2 separate regions of the Homo sapiens genome follow, and region 2 is linked to region 1. A link is a loop called in an ENCODE intact Hi-C map of the cell type or tissue named here. Cell type or tissue: PC-3. All regions are shown on one strand. Links, peaks and the distances in the headings refer to the core of each region. The heading gives the core; the rest is flanking DNA.

Region 1 (5,892 bases), core at 662-5,661:
ATAATGGTTATGCCACGTACTTTCTCCCAAATGTGACTTCATAATTCATCCATGTGACTAGGGTGTCCTTAGATCAATGAAGAGCAAATATAAAAACACTTTCTTGAACAGCAGGCTAGCATCAGTGAACAGGGTGAGCGTGTGGAAGGTTTTCAAAAGGAGTTTAGCAAGAAAGATGCCATCTATGCTGTTGCCAATACTTGGAACAGAGTGAATAAAGACAGTTGTGCATGCCTGGCACAATCTCTGGCTTGTGACTATGTTCAGTGATAACGATAAACAAGGTCATGACTTTGAAGGATTTTGTATGGTAAGTGAGAAAAAAAAATGATGTCTGACCTCCTTATATGTATAAAAAATACACCTGTAGAGCATGCTTGTGCAATCTGCAGCCCACAGGCCCAGGATGGCTTTGAATGCAGCCCAACACAAATTTATAAACTTTCTTAAAACATTATGAGTTTTTCTGCAATTTTTTTTAGCTCATCAGCTATCATTATTGTTAGTGTATATTATGCGTGGCCCAAGACAATTGGTCTTCCAATGTGGTCCAGGGAAGCCAAAAGATTGGACACCCCTGCTTTAGAGTCTATTAGTAAGCTGAAAGAAGTGTGTATTCAAGTTTCTAACACGGATCATGAGGCATGAGGTTCCAGTTATTCATTCATTGACTGATGGTGAAATGGCTTTGAATCAAGGTGATTGTGATAATAGTGATGATAATGGTGACGTTGTTAACACTGCAGAAAAAGTGTCTACAGGCAAAATGGTGAAAACATGTTGTGGGTTTATTGAAGGACTAGAGCAGCATGCATTTATAGCAGAGCAACAAATCATGTTTGTAAAATCGAAGAGAGACTCTTGAGACTCAAACCATTGTTAATGAGGCAGATAACTCTGGAGGAAACATTTTAAAATGTTATCCAAAAGAACTTCTGTTCATCCTTTGAGGACCCACGTCCTGGTCTCTCAACTGCTTCTGATGTTTCTTCTCACCTGAAAACATACAGTGTACACTAACCTTTTAATCAAAACACAGGATCATAGGTGGAGGTTGAAATCCTGCTGTTGTTTGTTGCTGCTGTTGTTTAACAGCTGATATAGGCATCTGGTGATATGACTGTGCTGCTTACTTACTCTGAACACATTATTTTTTCACTGTATTAATGGTATATCATATATTTTACTGTTAAGTACTTACTTATGTGTGTGTAAGTGTACAAAAATGACTGCTTATGAGTAACATATAAATTCAGAGTCAGGAATGATGGTGATGCTAAAGAATCACAGATTGTCCCCATGGGGGGCTGAGATAGTGATACCTTTGTCTTATGATGATTCAATATACACATGCTCAAAATCAGTACAATTTTATTAAAATTATTTGTTTTAACAAATATCTTTGTTTCATGCTCAAAACATTGTCTCATGCTCAAAATTATTTAAAATATTGTATAAAATTATATCCTCACTATTTACATAATATATATATGAGACATAAGTGAGTTTTGTATTTAAACTTGGGCCTCATCCCCAAGATATCCCATTATATATATGCAAATATTCCAAAATCCAAAAATTCCAAAATTGAAAATAATTATTGTCCCAACATATCCGATAAGGAATAGTCAACCTATATTCCGAAGTCTTCATCAGGACAGAGCAGTCAAGTGATAACTTTATGTATCCTAAAGCAGTGAGTCTAAAATCCAAGGCCATTTAATTTTTGTAACCACTTGAATTTTTTCCTTATTTTTATAATAAGTAAATACTTCCCAGTTTTACCCAAGGAGATGTCCACATTTTTGCTATGACAATGTACAATCCATATTCTGGTTCTCAGTTTCTTTTTTTTTTAATAATGGAAAATAGCAAGGTGCATTTTACAGCAACTTCTAGTTCTGGAATAATGTAATCTGAAATTCTGGAATTAAATTATACCAATCTAAATTATCACTCCGCTTTGGAGAAAAGTAATATTTCTTATAATCTCCCATTCAGAAATTTATTATCCTAATGATTTAATAAAGCCAATGGGGGGAAGAAAACCCTAGAAAGGGTGTGTCCTTCAGTGTGAGACAGAAAACCCCAGTAAAGTAAAATCTCTCTTTTAACAGTTACAGTAGGCAGAATTCTAAAAGGATCCACAATGACCCATGCCCTTTTATAATCTCTTCTCCTTAAGTGTGAGTAGAATCTAAGAATATGAATCATGGGCAGAATCAAGGGATATAATTCCCATGATTGTTACTTTATACAGTAAAGGTTAAATAATGTAATTAAGAACCTTAATCTGGGTTGGGTCTGATGTATAATCAGGTGAGTCATTTAAAAGCAAGTTTAGGCTTTCTCTGAGTTCAGAGAAGTCTTAAAAACGCAAGCTCCAAAAATTAAAGTGAAAAAAAAAAGACACAAGCTCCCATGAGTTCTACATCGGCAAGAAAATTAATTCTACCAACAATCAAATAAGCTTAGAAGTGGATTCTTCCCCAGTCAAGTCTTCACATTAGCCCTCAATGATGGCTGACACCTTTATTGCAGTCTGTGAGATCCTGAGTGGAGGACCCAGTTCAGCTGTGCCCAGACTCCTGACTCATGAAAACTGTGAGATACCACATGAGGTGTTTTAAGCTATTAAGTTTGTGGTAATTTGTTATATAGTAATAAAAAGCTCTTTTAAGAGTTTTCGATCCAATTAAAATAACATACATTATAGACCAAAATATTTACTCTTACAACATAGATGAGATACTTTGCTCCTACATTATTGACCAAAATATTTACTCTTAAAACATAGATGACATAGATAATGCTTTAGTGAATTTTCTTCAAGGATATTTCTAAGAGTAATTGCTTTAGTTGGTAAATTTCTTATACCAAGCACAAACATGCCAACCGTGCTGCCACCTGATGGCATCTGATCTAGCTGTAGAGATCACTGGGCATATGGGCTTTGGCAGATTTGAAGTTTTATTACAGCCAGATGAACTCCACTTCTCCTCTGCAACACCCAGTTTTGAGGTTACTGGTCAGCTTTGTCACTGGCACCTGTTTCCTACAGTATTCTAAGTTGGGGTGGAAGCAACACATTTCTGACTCTCAGGACTAAAGTGAGGCATCCAAACTGAAACCTTGTGACATCCCACTCACACCCCAACTTTCACTTCCTTAAGACTTTTAGTGATTTTTCTAAGCCCCCAAATTTTTGCATTAAACCTTTTTCTGTTCAAATTACCTAGCATGGTTTCCATTTTCCTGACTGATGCATAACTGGTCATGACTGAAATATAACAATAATTGAATTAATGTCATTTTAATTAATTAGATAATTAATTAGATGACAGCTGTTACTTTATTAGATTTGATAGTAATAAGTGAAATCATACAATTCCAAGTTTTTAACACTTGAAGGTTTGAATCCACATTGACACTCTTCCTGATTTCATGATACACTTATAGAATCTCCAACTCTATTATAGCTTATTTATGCCTTTGGCATCTGCAGGAATGCTTTGGAAAGGAAAACGTAGTTAAGCAAATTCTGGGATGTGTTTAAAAAGTTAAAGTAGCTCAATTTAGAATTCTTGTTGCAACTTACTTCTCACATCCCTTCACTTTGGACAGAATTACCATTGTAGGTGAGTTGTTCATGACTAAAATAAACATAGTAGTCTTAGGTATTCCTTTGTCAAACAAGGCAGTTTAGTGCTGAGCACATATTAGCTTATTTTATTTTTCGGTTATTCTTTATCTTGGTGTAGTTTACAGATTTATGAGTAATAATGCATCACTTAATGTGGTATATAGAGAATTTACAAGTAAATATAAGAACTTTTTGAAGTTGTATAAAGAGATAGAGAAGCATACCTTGAGACTCTTAAAATCACAATATGTGTGTGCTTAGCCTCTCTCCTGCTCTTTCAGACTTCCAAGGTTGTCACACGGTTTTCATGTAACCAATGCTGTAAAAACAATGATTCAAAACTTTACCCTCAAGTCATTTACATGAATAAATATTCAATATACATTTCCAATTGGACTTAATTTCTCTACTCTCACGGACTGAGAGGTATGGGTATGTATATTAACAGTCTCACAACTTCCTAGGACTTTCCTAGCCTGTGTGAGACAAGCTATCTCACTGCAACAGGCACACGAAATGAAGGCTTTTCAAAGACCATCTCATGGTACTGAATATGAAATCTGGTGTCTCACAGTGCAAAGCATAACCACTTAGCTGTTTCTTTTAAGCTCCATTTCTCCCAACAAAAGGCTATTCTTTAGCTCTGTAGTTCAGTTCACAACAGTATAATGAGAATCTTTGATGTCTAAGCAGGCTTAAATACAGCACAGAAACACAAAGTTCATATCGCTGTATGTGTTTATGCGTTTGGTCAAACAATAAATTCTAGGCCTTGAATAGGGATCAGCCAATTTAATAGAGACATCTTATCCATCATGTCTAAAGTACAATTTATGAGAAAACCTGAAAGTTTTTACATCAAAACTTCTGTGAACAAAATGTTAAGAGTTTGCAGTGGGCCGGGCGCGGTGGCTCACGCCTGTAATCCCAGCACTTTGGGAGGCCGAGGTGAGTGGATCATGAGGTCAGGAGATCGAGACCATCCTGGCTAACAAGGTGAAACCCCGTCTCTACTAAAAATACAAAAAAGTAGCCGGGCGCGGTGGCGGGCGCCTGTAGTCCCAGCTACTCGGGAGGCTGAGGCAGGAGAAGGGCGTGAACCTGGGAAGCGGAGCTTGCAGTGAGCCGAGAATGCGCCACTGCAGTCCGCAGTCCGGCCTGGGCGACAGAGCGAGACTCCGTCTCAAAAAAAAAAAAAAAAAAAAAAAAGAGTTTGCAGTGACAGATTCAGGGGAGTTTTATGTTTATGATGCTTTTCATTACTTTCTATTACATATCACTTACTGAAAAGGGTATTTAAAAGAACATACAAGGGAAATTTATCCATGTATTGGAATTATTATTAAGAGTTAACCACATTTTAGTATCTCTTAACTAATACTTGTTCTTGAAAAATTAATGTAATGTAATTTCTGTTCTGCAAAAAACAATGTCAAGAGAACAACAACAACAACAACAACAACAAAAAACAACCCAAAGACTGGGAGGAAATATTTGCAAAAGACATATTTGTTAAAGAACTGTTATCCAAAATTTGCAAAAATTCTAAAAATTCAACAATTAAAAAAATAAATAGCCAGAATAAGAAATGGACCGAAGATCTTTACAGACACCTCATCAAAGAAGATGGGAAATAGGCATTTAAATAATTATCCACATTATATGTCATCAGGGAAATGTAAATTAAAATAACTATTAGAATGGCTGAAATCCAAAACACTGACAACACCAAATGCTAGCAAGGATGTGGAGCAATAGGAACTCCCATTCATTACTGGCGGAAATGCAAAATGATAACGGCAACTTTGAAAGGCAGTTTGGTGGCTTTTTATAAAACTAAACATAATCTCACTATATGATCCAGCAATTGTACTCCTTGGTATTTACCTAAAGGAATTGAAAACATGTCCACACAAAAATCTGCACATGGATGTTTGAAGCAGTTTTATTTATAATTGCCAAAAGTTGGGAACAACCACAATGTCCTGCAGTTTATTCATTCAATGAATGAATAAACAACCACAATTAATTCAATGAATGAATAAACAACCATAATGTCCTACAATCTGCACACAGATGTTTGAAGCAGTTTTATTTATAATTGCCAAAAGTTGGAAAAAACCACAATGTCCTACAGTTTATTCATTCAATGAATGAATAAACAAACATGATTCATTCAATGAATGAATAAACAACCACAATGTCCTACAGTTTATTCATTCACTGTATACTATATAATTCCAACTAAA
Region 2 (5,892 bases), core at 474-5,473, 350 kb after region 1:
TAATTTGATCTCACATTCATTGAACTTTTGAGCAGTACTGACTGGTTTCCCAAAATATACTGTAGGGTAGGACAAATGTTCAGTATAATTCAAGATACACAATGTAACAAATCAGAAGCCACTGTTGTATCAGTTTGGTGAAATAATAATCATTATATAATCAATAATGAACTGTAGTGACTGTTTTGCTCCCAGAGGAATATCTGTCACCATATTTTGATAATCTTACATAACTAAATAACAATGCTTGTAATTAAAATATTATAATTTGATATCTTAGGCCTGGCACAATGGCTCATGCCTGTAATCCCAGCACTTTGGGAGGCCGAAGCAGGCAGATTGCTTGGGCCCAGGAGTTGAAGAACAGACTGGGCAACGTGGAGAAACCCTACCTCTACAAAAAAAAAAAAAAAAAAAAAAAAATTAGCCTATCATGGTGATGTGCACCTATAGTCCTAGCTACTTGAGAAGCTGAGACAAGAAAACCTCTTAAACCCAGGAGGCAGAGGTTGCAGTGAGCCAAGATCACGCCATTGCACTCCAGCCTGAGCAAGTGGAGTGAAACCCTGTCTCAAAAAAAAAAAAAAAAAAAATTTGACAGTTTAAATGTGTCAAAGTACAGAGAGACATTACGTTTATTGATCTGTAGTAGAACAAAATGTTATCAGATCAATTTCTTTATCCCCACTCAAATAGTAAGCCTGATATTAAGAGATCTCCAAATTGTATTATAAACAATTTTATATCATGGACAATATAACAAAAACAGATAATTTTAATACTTCATTCCTAATCTATAGAAAGTGCTTTGGGTACTTCTAATATGTCAGACAATGATGTGAAATTTAGAAATAGATACAAATGCAAAAACAATCACCTCCTCAAGGCTGACTTTGTCCAGGGTCAGGGCATACATCTGGACTGACAGTTAACCCACCTGTTTTGCAAATCCTTGTTTAGTTATTTCTTTCTCTGAAAAATCTATGACAAATATTGTTGGATGAAGGAACTATCTTGTTGTACATAAGGCAAACATATAACCTTGTCTTTCTACACTATGAACTTATAGGATTTCCAGTGTCAGCGATTATAAAGAGTAGAAACTGTTAAATGATACGTGTTCTGTCGTTTTCTACTGTGCATGCTTTTTAAAACTTAAGAAATAATTGCTTTTATTTGTAGCACTTCACAGTTCACCTAGGATTTTATATTCATTATTATAAGTAATCCTGCAAGGTTTCTATGACATAGATACATTAGATGTGATTATTGTACTTTTAAAAGGTCACACAACTGGTAAACACAAGAACCAGTGATATATGCCAAGAGTTTTTGAGCGTTAGACTACTGTAATTCCCTTTATAGCAACTTGCCATAAAAGAGCTGCTATCATTAAAACAATGTGATATATTAAAGGATATTATTAAATAGTGGTTTTGCATAGACAATATATTAAATGTGAGTTCAGAGGCAGTTCTGCATTCAAGAGACAAAGTATTCTTTTTTTAGTATTTAAATTCCCCCTTCCTAAAGAAAACAGTTGTAAAAGATGTCTAATGACTCCAATAAAAAGTAATTTACTTCCTAATTTTAAATGGAGAAATACTAATCTCTAAGAGGTATTTTCTTGAGGCAGCATTTTTGTAGTTACATATGCTTGAGAATTTCCTACAATTAAACAGTGAAAAAAATATTGACCTTAAATACAGCAGGCAAGTTCCAATTTATATTCCTATATGAAGCCTACTCTCTCTCCTAGAATGGAACATAAAAATGTCCTTTTCTCTCAGATGCAGGCAATTGATCTATCCTAAAGCAGTAACTAGAATATTTTTAAAAACTAAATAAAAATTTGGTTAACTGAATTTTTAAACAAAACCATTTGTTTATTTTAATCCAGTTTCAACCACATTTTAACCTTTAATTCTTATTCATAGACTAAAATGGCTTCATTGACATTTATTTTTATTTTTATGCTGAGTTTTTAAATAAAATTGAGAAGTAAATGTAGAATAATCAACTAGGAGAAAGAAAAGATAAAAGCACCTTTTTATTAATACATATAAATATGGCAATTGAAACCTTAATTTCTGTAACTTGTTCCAACCAAATATACTTAAATTTACACTTTATTTAACCTTCCTAAGCACTACCTCAATTCACTAATGAAATACATTCTTGATCTAGCCATCTGTGAGGGTTTCAAGAGCTGGTTGACTCAAAATATTTCTTAAGTACCAGTGTCACCTGCCTTCTCCCATGGTCACTGTGGAGGCTAAAGCAACACTATCTTTTATGCTAATCTGCCATGTTGACTACTGTTTGACCCCAGTTCCAGAAATATCTCTAAGATTTCTACTTTACTAATAACAGCACCTACTTACTGGTAAATTCTACCCTTAGGTCAAAACCACCTTAATCTTATGATAAACACATACTTGCCATAAATCCTGCTCTTGAGCAAATTGTAGTCTATGACACACATAGTCTGTGACACATATCCCTGAAGGGGATAAAATGACTTCAATTGTCTTACATATCTCTTCTGAAGCATGCATACCCTTTGCCTATTTTATATAAGCCCTTGGTCTGGCATAACCATGCGGGAAGTACCATCTTGTGGCTGCCCCAGGCATGGCTCCATTCCATAACTCCCTATTAAATGTTTCTTTCTGAGAAACTGGATTTGTCAGCCTCTTTCTTCAGCCTCTTAGCTCCTTTGGCCTTTGGGGTTATGTTGGCATAGACCTGCTCACCATGGAATAGCCATCAACCATGGCAACAACACCAGGCAGCAACTGAAGACCTATTAAAAGAAATGACCCAAAAAATAGGGTACAAAAAATTCAATAAGACAGTGTTAATATATGAACATGTGTGTATGTATCATTCATATGCATATTTATTCAGGAATCTGTTGACATTTGATTGTGTAAACATTTATAAACCACAAACATTATTTATCACCAGCCTTTGGCAACGAATACTATTTGGGGATGTTAGATAAATTAACAAGAGTAATATATGTAAGGAATATAGTGAGATTCAAAAGAAATACTGAAAATTAATTCTCCAAAAATGGGCATTTCCCCTTTATAATGCATTCCTGATTCCATGACATTGGCAATGTTGCTTATGTGACCTGGAATTCCCACCCTTCTCACCCCTGCCTTTTTAAGTTTTACTCATCCATCAAGTTTCAACATATGTATTTCTCTTCCATGGATCTTCTAGGAAAACAAAAACCCAAAGTCACCCTTTATTTTGCTTATAGATATTGCTATATGACTATCATTTAACTTCCTAAATTTTTGGGTACATTTTGGTTTTTACCTATACATCAGTTATGGTTTCTGACTTTAAGTGTAATTGCCTCGGTTCTTCTTTCCCACTGCACAGACAAAATCAATTCGCAGAGACCATGGCATTGAAGTAAAGAAAGAGTTTAACTTTATGGGAGGCCAGTAACACAGGAGATGGAGTTACCACTCAAATCAGTCTCCCCAAAGGCTTGGAGGTTAGGGTTTTTAAAGAACAGTTTGTTGGGCAGGGAACTAGGAAATGGGTGCTGCTGTGATTGGTTGGGGAAGCAATTATAAGGGTGTGGAAAACGGTTCTCATCCACTGAGTCCACTTCTGGGTGGGGGCCACAGTACCAGTTGAGTCATGAATCACAAATCCAGGTGGGATCAGTCTAAAAACTATCTCAAAGACAAATTTTAAGTTTTACAACAGTGATGTTATCTATAACAGCAATTGGAGAAGGGACAAATCTTGTGACCTCTGGCCACATGACTCCTGAGCAGTAAGGGATTATAGAAACTATGCCTACATTTTAGCAGAATTGAGGTCTTGCTCATAATCCTAATCCCGTGGCCTTTCATTAGTCTTACAAAGATGGAGAGGGAATCAGTTTTAGGGAGGGGCTATTATCATCCTTACTTCAAAGTTAAACTACAAATCAAATTCTACCCATGGTAGATCAGCCTGGCTGATGCCCAGAAATGAGCAAAGACAGCCAGCCTTTGAAGTTAGATGCAAGATGGGGTCAGCCATGTTAGATTTCTCTCCCTCTTAATCTTTGCAAAGGCAATTTCATTAGCAACTGTACCAACACTAGATAACTTCAGCTGAAAAGAATTCAGAGAATCAATGAAGCTTAAAAAGAAGCATGCTTGTGGTATGAGCAGAATCCAAGGGAGACTAGCAAAGTAGACCAGGCTGGTTCTAGAAGTCTGACTAGGATGCTCTGTCTCCACTGCCACAGTGCCTCAAGTTCTCAATGCCATAAATAATGTTTTAACCTCCCTGTGTATTTGCTTTCAATCCTCAAGATGTAAGTCTCAGCAAGTTGTGTCCCTTCTCCCCAGCAATTGGAAGAAGGAAAAACTATCTAACTTTCACAGCTTCAATTTGGTGGGCAGTGAAGCCTTGACTCTCAACTCCTTAGTCCATGAGGGGTCTTCCTAACCAGTGCAAATATTTAAATTTGAGGAACCTAAAATGCCTAAAAGTGTCTACCATATTTTTCAATTTATAACATAAAATAATTTGGATCCATTTGTATATTATCTTTGCATTAAAACTGCTTAAAACAAAGTTGGCTATATAATATGCATTTCAATATTTGTTAACAGGCTGGTGCTTAGAGGTAAAATAGAAAAGTTCTCTTTCTTTTTTTTTTTCTTTTTTATTTTTTGGAGACAGAGTCTCACTCTTTCCCCCAGGCTGGAGTACAGTGGTGCAATGTTGGCTCACTGTCACCTCTGCCTCCCGGGTTCAAGCTATTCTCATGCTTCAGACTCCCAAGTAGCTGGTACTACAGGCACACACCACCACGCCCAGCTAATTTTTGTATTTTTAGTAGAGATGAGGTTTTGCCAGGTTGGCCAGGCTGATCTCAAACTCCTGACCTCAGGTGATCCACCCGCCTCGGCCTCCCAAAGTGCTGGGATTACAGGCGTGAGCTACCAGGCCCGGCCCTGGAAAGGTCTTTTTCAAGACCAAACCTCTATGTTTTTAAAGCTTGTTTCAAATAACTATTCTTATGTTCATAGAACTTCTATAATCAGACAATTTAGCATAAGCTACACAATAGGATGAACATTGAACTCATCCACAAACATTTATAATGGGTACATAACTCTATAATATGAACTTTAGAAACTCTTAAAGAAGCATACAGTACAGTCCATGAACCAAAAACACTCATAATCCTGATATAGAGATGAAATTTTTCTTATAGGAATCAAAAAGTTGAAGACAGCAATAAACAAATGCATATGATGTATAAAGGCTCTTGCATAGGTGTTAGGAACAAAACAAGTAACCAAAAGATTAATGTGGGCTGTGTTTACTTCAAGATCACAAGTATAATTGATTTATACAGCCCAAACTCAGAGACAGATACCATTCTCAAAATAAAAATCTGACAGATAATAATATTGTGAAGCAATCTGGTTTATACATAAATAAAAAGTCCCTACGATGCATTGTTAAAATAGATTTTATGATACCAATCATCAGTGTTTCAATATAATGTATTATTTTTAGGAAACAATTTTAGGCAGTAGAACTAATTTCATTTCCTTAAAATATTCAGAGTTTAGCGTTTTGAAATTGAGAGATTTTTTTTCCATTAATTTACATGTCTGTGAGAATTTCCCATGGAAAGATTTTACTTCATAATTCATGTTCATTGCATTCTTTCTGATAAATCCACTTGCAGAAAAGAGACAGAGAGGCAAAAACAAAACTGCAGTGAATGAGTGGTTCTTTTGTTTCTTCATCATTCCTTTGGGGAAGAATGCTTTACAGACATTTAAACAAAAATTTAAAGGTGGTTTTATTATTTTCCTAGATGCTTTCTAAAAATTATCTTATCATGTTTGA

The links. A loop is a pair of places that touch in the nucleus more often than their neighbours do. Peaks named below come from ENCODE experiments on the same cell type or tissue, not always from the same donor. Only the 100,000 strongest peaks of a DNase experiment are listed, where the experiment ranks them.
Region 2: it touches region 1 in a loop (20-fold over the local background); 1 of 110 quality-filtered maps calls a loop at or near these places.

What each region holds. Positions count from the first base shown.
Region 1 is chr4:137,644,498-137,650,389 of GRCh38, forward strand. LOC101927414 (a long non-coding RNA gene) reads right to left here. Exons shown (of 4, transcript NR_187911.1): 3 at 3,868-3,962; 4 at 768-996. Among named protein-coding and RNA genes, the nearest start is that of LINC02172, 100 kb to the left of the region's middle. In PC-3, for the core only: no CTCF peak of the experiment used is centred there; a DNase peak (open chromatin) is centred at 3,774; H3K4me3 peaks cover 478 bases; H3K27ac peaks cover 3,653 bases.
Region 2 is chr4:137,990,892-137,996,783 of GRCh38, forward strand. No RefSeq gene overlaps it. Among named protein-coding and RNA genes, the nearest start is that of SLC7A11-AS1, 95 kb to the right of the region's middle. In PC-3, for the core only: CTCF peaks have their summits at 2,614 (motif pointing left) and 2,816; a DNase peak (open chromatin) is centred at 2,550; H3K27ac peaks cover 1,905 bases.